Linked DNA regions of Mus musculus: region 2 is linked to region 1. Evidence: chromatin loops called from intact Hi-C (ENCODE). Cell type or tissue: left cerebral cortex. All regions are shown on one strand. Links, peaks and the distances in the headings refer to the core of each region. The heading gives the core; the rest is flanking DNA. Region 1 overlaps Cert1 (ceramide transporter 1). Region 2 overlaps Ankdd1b (ankyrin repeat and death domain containing 1B).

Region 1 (5,381 bases), core at 180-5,179:
TTAACATGGATGAGAATCTAGCTGGTGTGTCTGGCCATGAGCTACATGTACTTGAAGATAGCTATGAATGTGGCCCAACACCAAATAGTAAACTTACTTCAAACACATTCTGAGATTTCTTTTGTGGCTTTGTCTTTAACTCATAAGTGGTACCTTTGTAGATGACTGACAGTATCATGATGTCAAAAAGTTGGGCACTGTCTTAGGGTTTTACTGCTGTGATCAGACACCATGACCAAGGTAACTCTTATAAGGACATTTAATTGGGGCTGGTTTACAGGTTCAGAGGTTCAATCCATTATCATCAAGGCAGGCATGGTACAGGAGCTGCCGAGAGTTCTACATCCTCATCTGAAGGCTGCTAGGAGAATACTGGCTTCCAGGCAGCTAGGATGATGGTCTTAAAGCCCACACCCACAGTGACACACCTACTCCAACAGGGCCACACCTTCTAATAGGGCCATTCCCTGGGCTGAGCATATACAAACCATCACAGGCATCCAGGAAGGAAATACCTAAGGTCATCATGAAAACTTGGCAAAATGTTCACAGCATTCATCCTGGCAGTCACTTATTAGGTGTAACTCTACTTTTCAGGCAGTAAAAGAAACAGACAAATTCAACATTATGAAGATTGGCAGGTTTGCTGCATTAAAACACTTCATAGAGCAAAAAAGAACTTGTAGTTGGGAAAATGTTTTCATTTTCTAATAATACCCATTTTATACAGAGAATTTCTAAGACCTAACTACAATATTAAAAACAGTTCAGCAATGGACAAAGGACTTAATGATGATTTTAAGTAGTCTTGAAGGTCAGTGTGTAAGGAGACAAGCTTAGAGCCACAGTTGTAGTTACCACAGTTGAAAGGAGGGAGAAATGCTGTGCTGCTGGTTAACGCATACGGAGTTTCCGTTTCACACGATGAAGTGTCTGGAGTTTGTTGGTACAACAATGTGTGTGTGTGTGTGTGTGTGTATTGAATTGTGCACTTAAAAACATTCATCTTGATTCATATTTCAAAACAGGAATAAACCCACAAACACATGCTAGAGCAAAAGACTTATTTTATTGTATTACTGATATAAAATATTTAAGAGTAAATGAAAAGAGGTTAACATTCTATGCAGTTGTGTATCTGCTGTTAACAAGACCCTATTTAAGTACTGTGGGAAAGGTCAGATGGGAAATGCTGAGATCAACACTATGTAACAAGAAATAAAAGAAATAGATTGCTATTCTTCAGCCTGAGTACACAGGGGAGAAATTGTAGGAGGACAAAATCAAAGTGGTTAGAAACCTGTGCATCAGTCTGTCTCCCAGTCCCCTCGATGAGGATTTTTTTATTCTACCTGTGTAGAGCTTATGGATGGATGAGATACTCAAGGTGGACAAAAAATACTGGTCTTTAAGAGCTTTCGTTTCCTTCATTGACTTGACAGTAGCAATTTGTGACAGTACGTAAGTATGAAGCAGCAGCAGCAGGAGACCCTTGGGATTCTGAACTCTGTGCAGGCCTTGGGTATCAGAATCAGGGTATTACAGCACTTAGCTTGAGATCTGAGGGTCAGGGCCTGCACGGGCTTTTCTTTGTCCTTAGAGTATTTTACCAGCTCTGACTCTCCCTTACCCCTTCCCTTTTGTCTTTCCCTCATTGCCTCAACCCTTTCATTTCCTATTCTTTTCCTGCCCAGTTGCACCTCAGCTGTTGAACTGGTCCCTTGTCAGTCTGCCAGGACTTCCAATACTTTCCAAGCCTTTGTCTAAGAGTCTGGAGTCCATCACCAGGATACCTGGAGGAAATGTTAGAGATGGGCACATGAATCTGGAATTGAATCCCAGATCCTTTTCTAAGCAGTGTTGTGACTCTGAACACAGTGTATAAAGTCCAGTCATACAGTGAGGATAGCAAAGGAGTTAGGAACAACACTCACTGTCCAAAGGAGCCCTACCTCTTTGCCTTTACTGTTGCTTTTCCCATTGTATGATTTTCAGTGATGCTTTCTGGAGTAAATGTGTTAAAACATACTATTTAAAAAGATGTTTGGAGTTTTTTAATTATGTGAGGGTGGGGTATGGCATGTTAGTGCGGTGTCACTGAAAGCCAGAATAAGGTGTTTAGTTCCTGAAGTTGGAGTTAGGATGGTTGTTGACTACTGAAGCATCTGTCCAGCCACTCATATCCATTCTCTCTTAAGATACAGCATCTTGCTTCCTATAAGGTTTGTCTTCTTATAACATGGGTCCCAGACTGATGGATGTTGCAGTTCAGCTGCTTGGGCTTTTTAGAATTTCCATTTCAGAAAAAGTCCTATATTTTGATGTTAATATTTTTGTATTTTCTCTTTTCCCTTAATTTAAATCATGACTAGGTAATTTTTGACACCATATGGAAATGTTTGCCTTTTTCTTTGCTGTATTGCTTGATAGTGATCATTAATAGGAAAAATTATTTAAAGAAAATGCTTTACAATTTTAAATTCAATATTTAGTATATTTATATGCCACTTTTAGGGCTTAGATGATTTAATGATGCAAAATGATAGTTAAATTTATCTTCCATATAGTTAAACTATCAAACTGGCCTAGTAACTTTAAGATAAGTAAGTTTGTAGACAGTTCTACTATTTTATTAAGTTCATAGCTTTGAACTGTGTGATTTAATTATAATATTCTGAAATCTAAAAATCCCAAGCACATAGGATAAAGGAATTAGTCTAAAGGTTAAGATAGTTCTTTGACCAGTAGTAACCCCTGTCAGCTTTCCAGGCATACAATCTGAGTAGTATGCTAATGGCTCCCTCTACTGGACAGAAGAGCAGTTTCAGTTTGTTTGTTTTTTTAATTTTTTTGTTTGGAGGTTTTCGTTTTTGATTTGTTTTTGTCATTGTTTTTCTGTTTTCTTTTTGTAAGGATTGAATGTTTAAATATAATGTAGGCATAATCTCATTACTGTGATATTTAGAGAGAAACCATGTCTTATATATGATATTTGTAACTTGTAATGTATCCCTAGCCAGCTGTCATTTTAAACTCTGGCAAAGTTGAGAAAGAAGAGGTTTGTGTTGCAGGACAGTGAAAGGGGGACTTTTTTTTTTTTAACTGATTCACTTTACATTCCATTCACTGCCTGCCTCCTTGGCACCCCTTCCAACAATACTCACCCCCTTTCCCTTTTCCGAGCAGATAGGGCCCCCTAAGGATCACCCTACCCTGACACATCAAGTGTCTGCAAGGCTAGGCGCGTCCTCTCCCACTGAGGCCAGACAAGGCAGCCCAGCTCAAAGAACGTATCCCACAGACAGGCAACAGCTTTAGGGATAGCCTCTGCTCCAGTTGTTCAAGATCCACCCAAAGTCCAAGCTGCACATCTGCTACATATATGTGGGAGGCCTAGGTCCAGCCCATGTATGCTCTTTGGTTGGTGATTCAAACTCTGAGAGCCCCAAGGGTCCAGGTTAGTTGACTCTGTTGGGCTCCTGTGGAGTCCTGTCCCCTTTGGTCTGCCATCCTTCCCCTGCTCTTCCGTAAGAGATCCCAAGCTCCATCCACTGTTGGCTGTGGGTCTCTGCATCTGTCCAAGTCAGCCGCTGTGTGGAGCCTCTCAGAGCAGCCATGCTAGGCTCCTGCCTGCAGGCATAACAGTATCATTAATAGTGTTAGGGAGTGGTGCTTGCCCATGGGATGGGTCTTAAGTTGGGCTGGTTATTGGTTGGCCAGTCCCTCAGTCTCTGCTCATCCCCTGTGCCTATATTTCTTGTAGACAGGATAAATTTTGGGTTGAAATTTTTGTGGGTAGGTTGGTGTCTGTATTGCTCCACTGGGGTTCCTGCAAGGCTGCAGGAGGTAACCTCTTCAGGTTCCATAGCCCCAATGAGAGGGGGACTCTTTTTTTTTTCCTTTGTATTGAGTCTTTGTGAATTTCACACCATGTCCCCCAATTGCTCTCATCTCCCGGTCCCTCCATGTCCACCCTCTGCCTTGCAGCCTCCCCTGAAAGGGCTGGGAGGTGTCCTAAAGCAAATATTGGGAAAGGAAAGGAAAGGAAAGGAAAGGAAAGGAAAGGAAAGGCCTCCCTTTTGTAACTGGTTATATCTGGGTAGAACTGGGGATTTTCACAATACTCATAGGTAGGTGATTAAAGGTTGTGAGTTCAGCTTCTTTCCTGTGGGAGAATGAGAGAGATGGAAAGACCAGCATTCCTTTCAAGGATTAGCCCTAAAGCAGCACCAGTGAGCGGAACACTGTGTTGTTATAGTGACTGTAATTTCTCCCCATTTTCTTCTACCTCTACCATACTCTTCCCTCAAAAAAAAAAGCAGATATTTCAAATTCAAATTAATGTTGCTTTGATTGTTGTACGCAAAATTACTATTCATTTAGAATTTTTACTTGTCTAACAAAGGTTTTCTTTTCATATTGGCATCTTTGGTAGATTTGACTTGAAAGAAATAGAAAATCAATTTAGAGCACTATGTTTATGTATTAAAGTGGCTGTCTAGCTATTCCTTTAATATGTGACTGTTCTTGATATTTTATTCTACAGCTCTCATTTTTGTTAAAACTATTGCAATTAACAGATCTAGAACAACAAATCTTCATTATTTATATTGAGTAACAATGAAATTAGGATTTGTTCGTTTACTAGACTGATTTTCATAATTTATCATGGAATTTATTTTAGGGAAGTTATTAAAGACAAATACTCTAATCATAATGAACATCCATGTGTTATTCATGATTTAACATATATTACACCAGTATTGTAGTAGAATCTGGTTTTATCATGTCCTTGTCATAAGATGGTATTGCCTGTTTTAAGATACTGGAGCTTGGAGAAAGAGAAGCTCTAGAAGCTGTAGTGTGAGAAACCTTTAGTAAAGCTTTTCCTTGTTTGATAACAAGGCCTTCAAAAGCCTCACTACCATTTACTTCTCTGCCCGAGACTTCTGGGTGTGAGCAAAAACCGAGAAGAGTGGATTCATTTGCATTTCAAGGCCACATTGTTGAATTTTGAATATTTTTAAAATGTCTATAATTTGTATCTTTAAAATTGGACTGTAAATTGTAGAGAGCTGTTTTATTTAATTTCTGCTTAGAAATGACTCTCATAGATATCTGCGATACTTAATTTCTGAAAGTCTTTAGATTTTGTTGTCTGTTAACAGATTTTCTTATTTCTAATTTCAGTCTTCGGCAATTACCAAACCCATTCTAGTAAAATGTAGAAATACTAAACTTACAAGTTAGTATTCTTGTGAAAACAGAAGAAAAAACTCAAACAGCCTTAAGGGCAAGTGGAACACCTACCTGTAGGATTTATATTCTACCAGTGGATATCATTAAGAGATAAGAAGCCTTACTCTGTCAGCTCCATGATT
Region 2 (5,381 bases), core at 272-5,271, 160 kb before region 1:
TAAATGGATTAATTAATTAATTAATTAATTAAAATTAGTAAATCTTTAAAAAAATTGAGATGTAGGGCTAGGGAGCTGGCTTCAGTTAATAAGGTGCTTACCACGCAAGCCACAGTGTGAAAGACTTGGCCATGTAATCCAGGGCTGAGAAGACAGGCAAGAGGATCCCTGGGGCTTGCTGGTCAACCAGTCTAGCTAAATTGAAAGCTCTGGACTCAGTGAGAGATCCTGTTTCAAAGACATAAGATAGAAAGCAGTCCTGACGTTAACCACTGGCCTCCAGGCCTCCATGTGCTACACACACACACACACACACACACACACACACACTCACACTCATACATACACACTCTCACGCAAGCATACACAGATAGATAGATAGATAGATAGATAGATAGATAGATAGATAGATAGATAGATAGATAGATAGATAGACAATGTAAGTGTGTTCCTGCCTATGAAGATGCAGTTCATGCCCATCTCAGGAATTCTGATGTTCCTATTGTACATGGCAGCCAATAGCGAAATCTCCACTGACATCTCAAAAAACAGGGCAGCCAGGGTGACTACCTTGTCAGTGATTTTCAGGTTGCAGCCAGCCTTCAGCAGTGTCTCCACCAGCTCCACATTTCCAAGATCAGCAGCTACGTGCAGAGGGGTCTGCCGCCTCTGCCATGAGAGAAGTAAACTGTCATGGAAGCACATGCAGGAGAGAATGCCATACAGGTTTTGGGGGGAAAATGTGTAAAGTACATATCCTCATGTGGGGGCACAGGGGACAGTTGTTGCAGCAGAATTTAAAATATTGAAAGATGGGAGGAAGTCATGGTTAGGGGCTGGTGAGATGGCTCAGTGGCTAAGAGGACTGACTTCTTCCAAAGGTCCTGAGTTCAATTCCTAGCAACCACATGGTGGCTCACAACCATCTGTACAGCTACAGTGCACTCATAGACATAAAATAAATAAATAAATCTTTAAAAAAAGACAAGTTATGGTTAGGTCATGGGCAGCCCCAACATCCAGAAATGACCTCAAGCTGCACTGTGTGAGCATTTCTAGATAAAAGCCTGGGACTTGTGAGACAGGTACCCACTACCACAGGAGTCATTTCCCTCATCTCTGGCAGAAGGGACATATGGCTACCTGAGGCACCTATCCATCCACGTATCAAAGCCCACCTGGCCTCCAGGCTCCCTCAGTGTCGCAAGTACCTGTTACACAGGTCCTGGCCCTTCCCACTCCACACCCTCTTCCCCTCAGCTACTAACGCTCCTTAGAATCCGCATGATTCTCTCGCTCTCTTCCTCTACCCCACCCCCACCCCCACCCCCTTGTTCTCTCTGTGCTCTGTCCTCTGTTTCTGGCTATTCTCTGCTCTCTGGCTGTCCACTATTCTCCCCCAGCATGCTCTCGCACTCTCCCACAGATGGCCCTGGCCATGTCCAGTCTGTTTTCTTTTCTCTCTGCTCTAGATTCTTCCAGACGTTTCTGAATGTTCTCTCTCTCTCTCTCTCTCTCTCTCTCTCTCTCTCTCTCACACACACACACACACACACACACACAGACACACACATTCACAATACCCCCACTAATGAAGTGGTCACATCAGCACTTTCTTTACTATGCCCCACCTCATACAGTTAGTTACACGTTTGGTAATGAGACATTATATAAACTATATATAAGTATATAGGAATGCTTGGCAACTATTAAATCAAGTCAGGAGCTAGGTGTGGTCATGATCTGTAGTTCCAGCTGCACAGGAGACTGGGGCTGAAGGACTTATTGAGCCTAGGAGTTTGGGACCCATCTGAGAAGTGTAATGAGAGCTTGTCGCAAAAGGTTCCTTTCAGTGCAAGGTACCCAGAGCAGTCAAATTCATAGACAGGAAGGACGGCATTTCCCAGGGCTTAGGGACTGGGAAATGGGAAGTTCTGTGATGTCACAGAACTGTACACATAAAAATAGTTTAAATGGTAACTAATGTTATATGCATTTTACTATAATAAAGTGGCTTCAAAGATTTTGATAAAAGGAAAAACTATGACATAGTATTAAAAGCTTTAGGAGGGATCTGGAGAGATGGCTCAGCAGTTAAGAGCACTAGCTGATCTCCCAAAGGATCCCGGTTCAATTCCCAACACCCACAAGCTCACAACTGTAACTCCAGTTCCAGAGACCCCCACACCCTTGCACAGACAAACATGCAGGCAAAACACCCAACACACATAACATGAAAACAAATCAATTTTAAAAATAAGCTTTAGGAGACACTACATCTGGCTAAGCTTAATCTATAAACTCAGGGAAAACAAGAAAAAATACATTGATACTATTAAAAATTATATTAAAGATGGGGGAGACTAAAGTCTACTTTATTGCCGTTTTTCGCTCTTTCTCCCATTTTCTACATTATTATGTATTAAGAATTAAAAGACTGAGTTTCTTAGCGGAGTCGCCGCTTTCTATCAAGAAGATCAAAGTGTAACCTATGATCATCACCCCGACCTCCTACAGAAAGGAGTGATGTGACGACATCTGTACAGACAGGAGCTTTGATATGATCCAGACCCACTCCTTCACCAGGCAGAGAAGCCCCTTCCCTGGGTCAAGAGCTGCACAACAGCTTGAAGCGCGAGGTCTCTTCCTACCAAAAAAGGCAAAGCCACGCTGCCATCAGAAAGCATGTAGAAAAGGCCGCCAGCAGGTGGCAGTGTGTGCCTCTCTGAGGGCTCCTCACCCAGCACAGGAACCAACAAGCCTACAGAGAGGTAAACACACCAGCACAGGACACAGGCACAAGTGTGCTGTGTCAACAAAAGCATGCTTTGACAATACCACTCTAAGTCAAGAACACAGGAAACACCACAACAAAAGCCGCCCTTCTTCAGTGGGGTCAAATGAACATTTACTTTCTAAAAACCATTTTTGTATATCCTGATTTTATATACTTTATGCAAAAAAATATATAAATTCCATTATTTTGTATGTATATTACTGATGTAACAAAAGTTTGAATTGATATGGTCAAATTGTGTAACTGATTGGCAGGCATGGATCAAGAATGGATCAAGCCAGTTCTGGAGAAGCCAAAATCATACATGAACACAAGGCTTAGTCTGTGTAGAAAAGATTTGAATCATTACTAAGTTTGAATATGCAAATACTTTTAATAACCAGGGAGATAGGCTCCCAGCTTGTGGGCTGGTGCGACACAGAGAGGGAGGCTGTCTGGAGGAGGGAGGGACAGACTGCCTGTAAATCTCCTTGCCCAGGTCAAAAATTAACCAAGAGGCTGGAGCTGGAAAAAACCTGAAGGGATCCAGTTGTGCTGTTTCAACAGGTAAGGAAATGGCCATAGGGGAGGTTGGGACAGCAGTGCTCTTGCACAAGGCTTTCCCTAATCCAGAAGGCATAGGTGGGGATGGCCTGGAAAAGAGCGACTCAGAGGCTGCTTGTGGCTCCCCACCCCCAGCCCCCAAGGCTTCCCACTGCCTGCATCCCTGGAAGAGGCAGCTAGAAGAGGCTGCCCCAGAGGCAGAAACAGCCAACTGCCTACTGCTTGCTGCTCTGCCCGTTCATCTCCATTGGTGACAGGTGGCTTTTACAGGGTATTTGATTCTGTCCCAGTCCACTGACTACCTGGTGAACTTTTTGTTTGTTTGTTTAATTCTAAGAGGTCTCTTTTACCTTCTAGCATAGGAAGATACTTAATGTGGAAACAAAGCTTCCTTCTTATGGGGACCAGCTTCAGGCCAAGGACAACATTTCACATTGCAGGAGTGGCTTTTGATTTAAAGAACTTCTGGCAATTTGCTTTGTCATTGTTTATCAGAAGCCCTAACTATGCCTATTAAAAAGGAACAACTTTATTACATACACCCAGAATCCCAGCTTTGCCTCTGCAAAAAGCAGCAGTGTGGGGACAGCAGAGAGGTTACAGAACGAATGAAGAAGAGTCACATGTTCATCCCAAGAATGGTTTTAGGCACCTTGAACCTAAGAGAACTTCCTGCTGACACGTTGTGTTGAAACCTGGAAATTTCATGTTGAAACACAAGAGAACAGTGTGTCCAGCCTGCTTACCTGATCTAAGACATCAACATCATGCCGAGCACTTAGTAAGCTGTTCACGACTGCGGGGCGGTTGTTGATAACTGCTAGGTGAAGAGGGGGCTCCTTAGACTGCAGAAAGAAAAGCACCAAGCTTCAGCATTCAAATCCCTGATCTCTGAGAGTTACAACAGTCCACCCAGTGTCAGATCCACAGGAAGCCCTGACCAGTCACCACCATCTGCAGGCTGCCTGTCACTCTGGGCAGACACAACAAGCACCTACTAAGGGCCAGGCTCTTCAGGGCCTAAAGATTTATCTTTTTAACGAAGTGACACAGCTATTTAGTTTCAAAGTTTAAGTGATTTAGAGGAAACGTCAACGGTGCTGGGGTGGCATGTACGTCGAGGGAGGACCAACCCTTCTGGAAGCTAGAAAAGGCTTCCTTGAAGAAATGACAGCTGAGCTCAAACACAGATAAGGACGTGTTAAGAAGGCTCAACTGAGGACTTCTCGAAGCCTTCAGAGAGCCAAAGGACAAAAGGAGTGGCCACAGAGGAGGAAATGTATACACGGCATTTCCTGAACAGATGTGAGCTGCAGGAAGTTCCCTAGATCCATGGCAGGGCGGTGTCCCTGCTTACGTGGGCCTCGGGGCTCCTCTGCGGAGTCTACCCATGGTGGGCTGTGACTAGTCTCAACAGCCTGCTCCTTCATCCCCTCACCCCACCTGGACCTCCTGATCCCTCCCCCTTCTTCCCACCCTCCCCTCTCTATCTCAGACCATCAGACACAGTCCATCACCATACTCTGTCTCAAACGTCCCTGCCATCTCACCTCCACCCAGTCACACTGGCTTGTGGAGCTCTCTGGGAGGAAAGAAGGCAACTCAGGACTGAGGAAGAAGCAATGTACTAAGGGAGAGGGGCAAATGAGTAGGGGAGAGTCAGGAAGTTGAGGACGGGAGTAGGTAGGAGGGGCGAGCAGACAGGGGTGAGTGCTGGCCTGAGTTTCTGGGGACAGAGTAGAGAGGAAGGATGCATGTAAAGGAAGCTGGTTGGGATAGCCTACAGCTCCACTCCAGTGCAGAGACAACGTCCGTCGGGAATAAGCATCAAGCCCACTCCACGAAGCCTCATGTGGTACTAACTAAACACTCAGCACCCCACATTTACCCTGGGGGGGTGACACACACCTTTGATCCCAGTGCTTAGGAGACAGAGGTAGGCAAATCTCTAAGTTCAAGGCCACCCTCATCTTTAAGAGTTCCAGGACAGCCAGAGCTACACAGAGAAACCTTATCTTAAAACAAAACCAAAAACAAACAA

What was found. Peaks named below come from ENCODE experiments on the same cell type or tissue, not always from the same donor. Only the 100,000 strongest peaks of a DNase experiment are listed, where the experiment ranks them.
Region 2: it touches region 1 in a loop (8-fold over the local background); 36 of 42 quality-filtered maps call a loop at or near these places.

The regions. Positions count from the first base shown.
Region 1 is chr13:96,591,042-96,596,422 of GRCm38, forward strand. All of the region lies in intron 3 of Cert1 (ceramide transporter 1), which reads left to right. Among named protein-coding and RNA genes, the nearest start is that of Gm46436, 22 kb to the left of the region's middle. In left cerebral cortex, for the core only: a CTCF peak has its summit at 2,812 (motif pointing left); a DNase peak (open chromatin) is centred at 2,773; H3K27ac peaks cover 733 bases.
Region 2 is chr13:96,429,216-96,434,596 of GRCm38, forward strand. It overlaps Ankdd1b (ankyrin repeat and death domain containing 1B), which reads right to left. Exons shown (of 15, transcript NM_001369169.1): 10 at 4,087-4,185; 11 at 571-669. Among named protein-coding and RNA genes, the nearest start is that of Ankdd1b, 39 kb to the right of the region's middle. In left cerebral cortex, for the core only: a CTCF peak has its summit at 2,714 (motif pointing right); a DNase peak (open chromatin) is centred at 2,710.